Regions from separate parts of the Homo sapiens genome. Here region 1 is linked to region 2. Evidence: chromatin loops called from intact Hi-C (ENCODE). Cell type or tissue: lower lobe of right lung. All regions are shown on one strand. Each heading gives the region's core, and the rest is flanking DNA. Links, peaks and the distances in the headings are about the cores only. Region 1 overlaps SH3PXD2A (SH3 and PX domains 2A). Region 2 overlaps SH3PXD2A (SH3 and PX domains 2A).

What was found. Peaks named below come from ENCODE experiments on the same cell type or tissue, not always from the same donor. Only the 100,000 strongest peaks of a DNase experiment are listed, where the experiment ranks them.
Region 1: a loop joins it to region 2, with 2.7 times the contacts of the local background. A loop is called at or near these places in 70 of 110 quality-filtered maps.

The regions. Positions count from the first base shown.
Region 1 is chr10:103,614,566-103,619,930 of GRCh38, forward strand. It overlaps SH3PXD2A (SH3 and PX domains 2A), which reads right to left. Exons shown (of 15, transcript NM_001394015.1): 11 at 2,632-2,749. Among named protein-coding and RNA genes, the nearest start is that of NEURL1-AS1, 100 kb to the left of the region's middle. In lower lobe of right lung, for the core only: no CTCF peak of the experiment used is centred there; a DNase peak (open chromatin) is centred at 2,395; H3K27ac peaks cover 1,855 bases.
Region 2 is chr10:103,683,790-103,689,154 of GRCh38, forward strand. The region is part of intron 6 of SH3PXD2A (SH3 and PX domains 2A); the gene reads right to left. Among named protein-coding and RNA genes, the nearest start is that of SH3PXD2A-AS1, 60 kb to the right of the region's middle. RefSeq lists enhancers at 132-201, 2,832-2,881. In lower lobe of right lung, for the core only: a CTCF peak has its summit at 2,576 (motif pointing left); a DNase peak (open chromatin) is centred at 2,552.

The DNA.
Region 1 (5,365 bases), core at 82-5,081, 69 kb before region 2:
CTTCTGAAAACAAGCTTTTCCTTTTTTCCTCGTGGTGTTGAGTTTTCACCCAAACCCATGGGGACTTCACTTCCTGGTCCAGTAGTCGCTGGCCAGTGCCCCCAAGTCTGGGTTGCAATGTCCCCATCTGCTCCCTGGACACATCTGGCTCTTTGGAATGGCTCCTCCACACCAGATGTCTGAACACCTCCCCCCCCGCCCCGCCCACCGTCTTCCTGATCTGACCTTGTTCTTGGGCGCTCATTAGGTGGGAGAAAAGGAATATGAAAGCTGAAGTTCCTATCAACATGTCTGAGCTTTGCGAGAAAGCTCAGGTAGGAGGTGGCTCCTTACGTTCTGTCACAGAAACATGCAGGCAGGCTGAGCCAAGCTCGCCTCCCCAGGGATTGGGAGGCAGAGGTGAGTTAACACGTGGGTGGGAGTCAGGGGCCTGTCTTTGGCTCCCTGATGCAATGGGTGCAAACAGAAGCACAGAATTTTAAGGGTGGATGGAAGCAACGAGTAAAAATACCTAATCTTATGTGAGCCAACAACTACGGCTCAGAAAAGCAAGGGGGTCACACAGTGAGCGCTTAGCAGCATCTGGCCCAGAGCCTGGTGCTCTTGCATCTCAGAGAAAAGACAAAGATGAGCCCACTGGCCCTCACTGACGATTTTTCTACATGGACACTGTAGAGCTATGGGGAGAGGGGGCTCATGGAGGTGACGGTCAGGCCTGCTTAGGGCCCCGAGTGCTGTATTTGTGTTCCTTCAGCACTACATGGGTAAAATTAAGATTCCAGGAGGAGAAACGCAAGGGAATCAGGAGTGCCTGTGTGTGTCTGGGTCCAGCTCTGCTCACATCTGCTTTCCAGCAATGGAGAATGAAATGACTCCAGCGGGAAGCAAGCTGGAAAGGGCGCGATGGAGAGTGCGAGGGTGTGTGTGTGTGTGTGTGTGTGTGTGTGTGTGTGTGTGTGTGTGTGTAGGGGTTGGGGGAGGAGAAGAAAGACAGGAAATGAGGATCAACGTAGAGCCTGGAATGTTGGGAAATGGCATATTTAAGGGGGTGTCTGGCAGCCTTTTTAAGGTGGAATCTTTTCAGCCGGGTTTTCTCAGTCCAAGCTCCTGCTGGCTGTAAGACTAGGCCATGGGGATAGGAGCGGACTAGAAGCAGCTCAGAGTGACTTTGTTGGTCATTTTAGAAAACAAAAAAATAATAATAAAGCAGCCTTGTAGATAAGCTCCAGGCAAGTGAGCTAGGCCACCAGCCTGCCAGAATGTTTCCTGGCTTTCCCATGTTCAACTCATGGCTGGTGGGTGATTGGGTTGACTCTAGTTTCCATTGCTCAGAGAACATAAAAGTCTAGGGGCACTGGCTTTGGACAATACACATCCAGATGCACAGTCCCATCCCACCCAATGGGACAGAAAGGGACATCTCAGCCCTCCTGACTGATATGCACCAGGGCTCCGGGGTGGGGCGGGGTGGGGGCGGGGTAGGGGCGGGGGGTGTGGTGCGTGCCATGGAGCCATGTTCCATCAGGTCAGACTAAGGTGCAATCTCCATATGGCCAGTGACCTCAGCATGGACTAGCCTTTAATGCCATCATGTTGTACCATGTTCTGAGCAACTGTCCCACGAGTACTCACATCCCCTGGGGCACATTGGTGCCACTGCACAATCCTGTCCCCTCTGTCGGAGACCACCTAGAATGCATGTCCTGCCCACAGTGGATCTGGGGTCCCCAGAGCCCAAGGATATAGGACTATCCCTGTCAGCTGGGTAACTGGCAGAGAAGAGAGAAGGTGGGCAAAGTCATCACAGCTGAGCCAGTTCCAAGGACACCAAAAGCACTTACTGAGATCAAGTCTCCTGGAGCATTTCTTGAGAGCAGGGGTCCTGGAAGGGTAGGTCTTGGCCAGGTAATGGTGAGTGAAACCCACGGGATTGTTTGCCTCCAGCAGGTCAGGAAAGACCCCACTTCCCTACCCATACCATTCAATAGGATTCTACGCTGGGAACTGTGATTAGGCCTGGGAGAGGGAGGGGCAAGAGAAGGAAGAAGCCTCCGATGGCCTGAGCCGAGGCCTGACTTCTGCTCCAGCCCTTGCAGCCAGCCCTGCAGATTGGACAGCCAGTCCCCATCCACCAGGGACGTGGCTGCAAGAGGCCTGCACCTGCACCCGCCCCCGCCCCCAGCCCACCTCCCTGAGTACTGAGCCTGGGCAGCAGAGGTTGCCTGCTGGGACCTCAGCAAGGCCTGCGGACGCCAGTGCTCCAGGCAGCCCTAGCTGTGGAGCACACCAGGCAGCCAAGGCCGGACACACAAAACCAAATTCAGATGTGCTGAGCTCTCTTGGCAGATACGTGGGAAGGGATTGCACCACAGCCTGCAAGCTGACCCGGGGCCTCTGTGCCCCGCTGGCTGTGGCTCAAGCTCTGCTTTACGCGTCCCGGGAGAAAACTTGCAAGATGAGCATTCTCTGGTTGAGCTATTCAGCTGTGCAGAGGTGCAGCAGCCCAGCCCTGTGCCGTGGGCACAAAGCTGTCAGTATCTACCTGCCATCAGGTGGCCATGGCCACTTTGCACTCTGCCCAGGGCCCAGGTGGGCGAGAGGCATCTCGTTCATAATGTAAGGGTTCCCTACCTGATATACCACCAGCCTTCCAGATTCTTCCGGATCACCTCCACTGTGACGCCCTTCTCAAAGCCAATCTCGTCCTTGCTTTGGCTGGTGTAAGGCTGCACGGTGACATACTTCTCCTCTGGGGGTGGGAGCAAGCAAGCAAGATTATTTGAGGTCGGGGTGCAGGTCCTGCTTCCTGTCCCCTCCTCCTGCCCTGGCCTGGCTTTTGCTCAACTGCTTGCCAAGAAGGTCCACTGGGTTGGCTCTGGCTTCTCCAGGGGAGGGAAGGACCAGGCCCCAGAGGTGGCAGCAGGGAGACCATGGGAGCAGAGGTCACTGCTGCTCCCAGTGTGTGCCAAAGCCAGCCAGGACCCAGGTTGTCAGGCAAGGCCCTGGGAGCAGGGAGTCGGCTCTCCCAGCCTGATAATGGCGGCCAGGCTGCCGGGACCTTGGAGTCCACAGGGCTCAGAAGCTTGCTGGGCCGAGGGCAGGATTAGGAGAAGCCGGCCCCTCATGAGGTGTCCTTGCATGCCTTGAGGCCCCACGGCATACCGCTTTTCCTCGAAATGTGCCCTGTTTCCATCTGTGTCCCAGATGAACTCTCCTATCCCTGCCCCCAGCTCAGCCTCTTGCATCCTTCCTCTGTCTGACCTTCAGAGGTTCTAGGGACACCTCCTCGGTGAAGCCTTCCCTGAGCACCCACTTCATCCATTAACACCTGGTCATGTAATCTCCCAAGAGGAGTCCATGGAACCCAGGTCTCATGGAAGCAGTTACATGTGTTTTGTTAAGACAAGGGTTCGATGGCCAAATGAGCTTGGAAACACCAAGCACAGCACAATCAGGCAGCACTGGCCCAAGTGGCTTCTGCAGAACATGCTGTGCCAACCACGCAGCCGAGGCCTAGCCCCTCTGGAGGGCAGCCTGCTCTGTTTTCAAGGATGTCACTTCAGGGTCTTGCCCAAGGTCCTCCCGAGGTGCTGGGAAAGAAGTGCCTTGTAGACTCTCAGGAAGGCTTGGGAGGGCAGGTGTGGGGAGAGTGGGGCACCATGGTGCCTCCCCTGGTTTCTTTCAGCCTCTCTCCTGGCAGGAGGCCTGGGTGCCACCCGCTTGGGTCCTTGATCAGGCTTCCAGGAGGGTGTTTCTTCCATGCCTGCTGGGGTTCAGCTTTCCCTGTCCCAGGAAGCCCCTGATAGGTAGACCCCAGAGCTGAGTACTCCCTGGCTCTGCTCCTAGCTGGCTGGCTAAAGAGTCCTTGCCTCCTGCCTGAGACACTCCGTAGAGGGCTGCTCAGAGTGGAACACTCCCCACCTCACCTTCTGGGGCAACAGGAGCTGAGACAGGAGGAGGAAGTGGCAATCTGGCCATGCCCTTCTGAAGGGTCACCCTGAGCCACTGTTGTCCTCTCTGGCGTGGGTGCTCCCCAGGGGCTGAGACAGTGCCTGGCAGACAGCGAGACACTGTTGACTGCATCACGACCAGGCAAGGCTGAGCAAGGGTACCGATGGGAAGTGCTGTGAGCTCAAAACAGCGGGATGCTGGAGCAGACTGCTGGCCTCTGGTCTCTGGGACACCCACCCCTCCTGGCTCCCAGCTGTGACAGCCACCCCCTGGGCTCCTTGGCTGGATGCTGGCGGGCAGCCTGCCTAAGACTGGTGGCCGTGGGGGTGGGAGGCAGCTGCCACCCCAACCCCCAGCTGTGGGAGGGCCATCTGTCCACTCTCCCCTGGATTATCGGGGCCCTGTCTGCAGCCCTGTGCTGAGCCGAGATAGCAGCTCCCTTTGGGGGTGGTTGTGGCTGCCCTGCCAGGCTGTGAAGACAGAACTGATGGGCTACTAGCCAAATTCAAACGGCTGCCCAAAAGCAGAAGGAGGGTGATGACCCATGGGAGCCTGCAGGATTTTTCAGTACGCCCTTCTCTGCTGCAGAACTTGGTCAGCATCGACTCAGGGAGGGCCTTACTCTGGAGGCTTTCAGATTCCAACCCAGCCATGCTTCAGACTGCTGCCAAGGCGGCCTGAGAACCCTGCCCAGCCAGATTCTGACTCGGCCCTTTGAGAAGTTCAGGGCTCCACAGTCCAACTCTCTCTGCTCTCCTGCCTGCTCCTGGTTCTGCTCCATTTTCCAGTGAGGCATGGCAAATCCCAGCTCAGCGGCGGCCAGAGGGGCAGCGCCAGGCTCCGGGAATCCAGGATTCTGAGGTTAGGATGAGGCGAGGCCTGGGCTCCACATTTTGCCTTTGTTCAGCTGGGCTATTTTTAAAAGTCTGTGGTTCGAGCAGGAAGCCATCATTAAGGTTTTCCTAGGCAAGGTTGCATTTGCAGGGAAAAATGACAGCCCTTCTCGTGGGAAGATCAGAGGAGCCCTGCCCTGCTTCATGGCAGAGAACAAGGTCTAGCCCATCATGTGGGCTCAGCCTCCTGGGCCACTAGGGCCCAGCCCCAGCCTTCGCAGCCTCCCGGGGTGCGTGGAAGACAGAATCCCGTGGGCCATGTAAGCTCAGGCTTTCTCCTGACCTCTTGGGGGTGGGGGCAGAACCAGGGATATCAGTTCTGGCCGGTAAAGTTGAGCTGCTCCTGCAAAAGGTTCTTGGGGACTCTGGGGCTGCAGCAACCACAGATGTCCAGGAGTTCACGTGCTGCTGGTGAGAGCTCCTGGATGGGAGGCTCGTCCTGCCCCGGTCACTGCACAGGTTGCAGGGATGAGAACCCAGAGCCCTCCTCCCTGGCAGGGCTAGGCAGGCAGACCAGGCCG
Region 2 (5,365 bases), core at 288-5,287:
ATCTCCTCTGTCCTTCAGGGCCATCTCCAGCCTCTCCCACAATGGCCAGCCACCCCTCCTTCCACCTTGCAGATCCCAAGCCATCCTGCCTAGTATTAATGAATCCCTGAAAAGGTCCCACCTTCTCAGTTGAGCTGTGCACTCCATGGGGCCAGGAGCCAACAAACTATTAAGAGAAGTGAAAGCCTCACAAAGCCTGCGCTCTGGAGGGAGGAGGCCTGCTGCCACTGCCTCGTCTCCCTCCATCTCCCTCTGCTGCTGGTTGGGCAGGGCAGGCCCAGGGAGGGCCAGAGAGCCCAGCTCTGCTAGTGCCCTGCTGAGGTATTTACCTTGCGGGGAAGGGAGGTACCAGAGACCTCACAGACCGGCTTCCTGTGCTTCAGGACAGCCCTCCTCACACTTCCACCTGACAGCCCTCCTCACACTTCCACCTGGTTCCAGGGCTTGGTGGGAGTGCTGACCAGCAGAAGACCAGGTTCTGCCCACCCCATACCCTGGGCAAGTGGCCATCCCTCTCTTAAAAGCTTCCTCTATAAAAGGAGGAGAATAGAGGAACTTTTTCAGGTAGACTAACCCTTTTTTTTTTTGAGACGGAATCTCACTCTGTCACCCAGGCTGGAGTGCAGTGGCACCATCTTGGCTCACTGCAAACTCCGCCCCCTGGGTTCAAGTGATTCTCCTGCCTCAGCCTCCCGAGTAGCTGGGATTACAGGTGCGGGCCACCACATCCGGCTAATTTTTCGTATTTTTAGTAGAGACGAGGTTTCATCATGTCGGTCTTGAACTCCTGATCTCAGGAGATCCAACTGCCTCGGTCTTCCAAAGTGCTAGGATTACAGGAGCGAGCCACCACGCCCGGCCATAGACTAACCCTTAATAGTGGCCAGAACTTATGGGCGGGTCTTGCTCTAAGCAAATTCACTTTATTAAAAACCAAACTCATAAAAAGGAAAATTAGGCTGTGTGCTGCGGTTCACACCTGTAATCCCAGCACTTTGGGAGGCCGAGGCAGGATAGTCACTTGATCCTAGGAGTTCAAGACCACCCTGGGCAACATAGCGAGACCCTGTCTCTACAAAAACTAACTGGACGTGGTGGTGCATGTCTGTAGTCCCAACTACTCAGAAGGCTGAGGTGAGAGGATTGCTTGAAGCCAGGAGGTCAAGTCTGCAGTGAGCTGTGGTTGTGCCACCACACTCCAGTCTGAACGACAGAGCCTGGGGCCCTGTCTCAAAAAAGCAAAAACAAAAACAAAAACAAAAAAAAGGCCAGTCATGGTGGTTCACACCTGTAATCCCAGCACTTTGGGAGGCCAAGGTGGGTGGATCACCTGGGGTCAGGAGTTCAAGACCAGCCTAGCCAACATGGTGAAATCCCATCTCTACTAAAAATACAAAAAATTAGCTGGGCATGGTGGCGGACGCCTATAATTCCATCTACTTGGGAGGCTGAGGCAGGAGAATCACTTGAACCCAGGAGGTGGAGGTTGCAGTGAGCTGAGATTGTGCCACTGCACTCCAGCCCAGGCAAACAGCAAAACTCTGTCTCAAAAAAAAAAAAAAAAAAAAAAAAAGAGAATCCTGTGTCTGGCTGACCTGGGGCAAGTTCCTTAACTTCCCTTTCCTGGTCTATAAAATGGGACAAGACCACCTACCCTGGTTGTTGCAGGGAGGCTCCTGGCAATGATGAGATAGTGGACACCCCACCTTCCCCCTGTCTGATTGAGGAGTCACTCCGGAGAAAGGGCAAAAGCTGAAACCAGCGCTCTCTCCTGTTTGAGACGAACCCCTCCGGTGCTGCCTCCTATTCATAGTAAAAGCTGCTTCACCCTTAGTGCTTCCTCTAGGCCAGGCACGGTGCTGGAGTTATCACTTCAGGAACTTTCACTCAATCCTCAACCCCATGAAAAAAACCTGATTATCCCTATTTTACAGGTGAAGAAATGAGCCATAGAGAAGGACTTGCCCAAGATCACACAGCAGGCAGAGCCGGGACATGAAACTAAGCATTCTGGCTCCAGAGTCCACGTTTTTAACTCAACGGAATACTCAGCAATGGCTGAGTCTACGCCCTGTCGTCCCCTCCTGGGTCTCACAGAATGGAAATAAATGTCTCAACTCAAAGACCAACTTCTCCCCTTCTTTCTTAATCTATCAATAATTAAAACGGCAATAACAAATGGCAGAGCTGGGGTTCAAACCCTGTCTTCCTGTTGCCAAAACCTAAACTGTCAACCCCAGGCAACACTGCTTCTCTGCAGTGAAACTACATTAATGCTGATCTCATGAACTCAGCTAATAATACAGTTTTATGATCACTGAGATAGAAGTGGGGCTGAGCTCACCACTTTTCCAAGGAGAAGAATAAAGTAAACAGGATTTCATGAGGAACATCAACACTTGCCTAAGAGAACAAGCTTGTAACAACACTCTTGAGCAACCTCATCTGCATGTAAACGAGCTGGAGCTTCCACAGGACTCCTGGGTTGGATGAACCCTCAGGCTCTCCTGACAACAGCCCCAGGGCCCTGACAATCCCGAGGCTCCGTGGCCACCTGTGCCCCCTAGTGGCGCATCTCAGAACTTCCCGGCTAGGTGCCCTGGCGAAATGCAGCTTTTTAGAGAACTGGGTGAGAGGCATGAGATCTTTGCAGGTCTCAAGAGAACCCCTTGCTCTGGGGAGTCTGCTCCAGCCCCACTGGGGCTCCTGGAGCAGTGCCCACCTTGGGGAAGCAACAACAGCTAACAACAACAGGCCCTTCCTACTGCCAGGCACAGCACAAAACCCCTCAAAGGGCATCACCTCCTTGAACCCTGTGCACTTTGGGGCAAGCCAGGTCGCTGCTACTATAACAACCCCATTTGACAGGTATGATGGTCAGGTGGTACACATCAACCTGGCTAAGCTACTGTCCCCAGTTATGCAATCACACACTAATTTAGGTGTTGCTGGGGAATTTTTTTTTTTTTTTTTTTTGAGACAGAGCCTCGCTCTGTTGCCCAAGCTGGAGTGCAATGGCATGATCTCGGCTCACTGCAACCTCCACCTCCTGGGTTCAAGATTCTCCCTGCCTCAGCCTCCTCAGTAGCTGGGATTACAAGCACCCGCCACCACGTCCAGCTAATTTTTTGTATTTTTAGTAGAGACGGGGTTTTGCCATGTTGGCCAGGCTGGTCTCAAACTCCTGACCTCAGGTGATCCACCTGCCTCGGTCTCCCAAAGTGCTGGGATTACAGGCATGAGCCACTGCGCCTGGTTGGGAATGTATTTTTATAGTTATTAAAGACCATGACCGGATGACTTTAAGTAAGGGAAATTATCTAAAACACTCTGGGTGGGCCTGAGTCAGTAGCTGAAAGGCCTTCAGCAGAGTGAAGGTTTCCCTGAAGACATTTCATCTGCGGACAGCAGCTCCAGCCTGGGCCTGGGGGTCCAGCCTGCCCCCTTTCATGACCTGCCATAGGATTTCAGACTTACCTAGCCAGCCCCCACAATTGTGTAAGCTAGTTCCTTACACTACATCGCTTAATATATACCTCCCACTCGTTCTGTTCCTTTAGTTGAACCCTGGCTGATACAACAGAACAGGTGAGATAATCTGTTCTCAGAGGCGAAGGGATTTGCCCAAGTCACATGACTGGCAAGTTGTCGGCCTAAGAGTGGGACCCCAGGCAACCTGATGCAGTTGTTTCCCAGCTCCCACACAAACTCTCCCTTGAGGCCCACATCCAATCATCAGAGTCTGTCCAACACCCGCAGTGCCTTGCCCCCTCCACTGCTGCCAGAGCCCACATCCTATCTCACCTGGCTAGCAGCCCCCTGCGACCTTGCACATCATAACCCATCCTGCCTAGTCAATCCCCATCATTCTATGATTGAAGCCAGATCATGTCCCTGCCTCTACTTAGAACCCCTCAGTGAATCTTCATCTCACTCGATGAAAGTCAAAATCCTTAGAATGTCCTGCAAGGCCCTACATGGTGCTGCTTCACCCTATTCCCTCCCCACTGCCAGCTACATCTCTGCTCTCACCTCTTTCCACTTTACCCTCCACTATTCTTCATCCCAGCCACAGGCCTCCCTACTGCATCATGAGCAGCCAGCACACACCGTCACCCCAGGGCCTTTGCACTTGCTGTGCCCTTGGCCTGGACTGCTCTTCCTCAGGTAACCATGTTGCTCCCTCACTTCCCTCCATCTAATAGTACATTCTTCTATATAGCTCATCACCCACAGCAGACTGCAAACTTCTCTAGGGTAGAAAGGCACGTTCCTATAGCCTCGACACCTTGCGCAGTGCTTGGCATAGTTGATGCTCAGTTAGGTCAGTCTCCCAACAAGCCACACTTAGTCCTATCCCTCTACCTTTGTGCATGTGCTCTCTCTGGATTACCAAAGCCTCCCGCTCTCTGCTCCCAAACCAGAAAAATGTCTCCTCTTTCCAGGCAATGATCCCCAATTTAAAGCCACAATGACCTTTCTTTCCTGAGCCTGCACAAGGTTCACTCATTCATGCATGCTTTCTTCCATCCACCCACCCATTCAAAAAGTACCAGTGGACCCTGGGGCTGGTGCAAGCCCTGCAGCCAAGGTCTTTGCTCTTGAGGTGGTGGGAGACAGAGAAGAAGCAAGCAAACACACAGGATCACTAGAGTGTGGGAAGCGATGAGGAGGGAAGAAGAGGAGTAATCTGCGGGGGAGGCTGGACAGTGCAGGATCAGGCAGCTTCGCTAAGAAGGTGACAGTTTTAAGCAGAAATCTTAAGGAGCCAGCCATGTGAAAGATCAGGGAAGAACATTACAGGCAAGAGGGAAGAGCAAGTACAAAGGCCACGTAGAAGAATGTGTTTGATGCGTTTAAGGAGCAGAAGGTGACTGGTGTGGCTGAGCAGTGTGATGGGCGGGGACAAGAGGGGTAAAGCCCAGGTCAGGAAGGCAGCCAGGGGCCAAGTCACACAAGCTCTGTGAGCCAGGGTAGGGAATTAGTTCTGGGTGGGATGGAGTCCCTGGGGGAATTTAAGCAGGAAAGTATGTTATTTTCTTTCTTTCTTTCCCTTCTTCCCTCCCTCCCTCCTTCCTTCCTATTTATTTATTTAGAGATAGGGTCTCTCTCTGTTGCCCAGGCTGTAGTGCAGTGGCACAATTATGCCTCACTGCAACCTCAAACTTCTGGGTTCAAGTGATCCTCCCACCTTAGCCACTTGAGTAGCTGGGACTACAGGCCTGCACCACTACATCCGGCTAATTTATTATTTTTATTTTTTTGGTAGAGAGAGGATCTTGCTTTGTTGCCCAGGCTGGTCTCGAACTCCTAGGCTCAAGTGATCTTCTTGCCTTGGCCTCCCAAAGTGTTGGGATTACAGGAG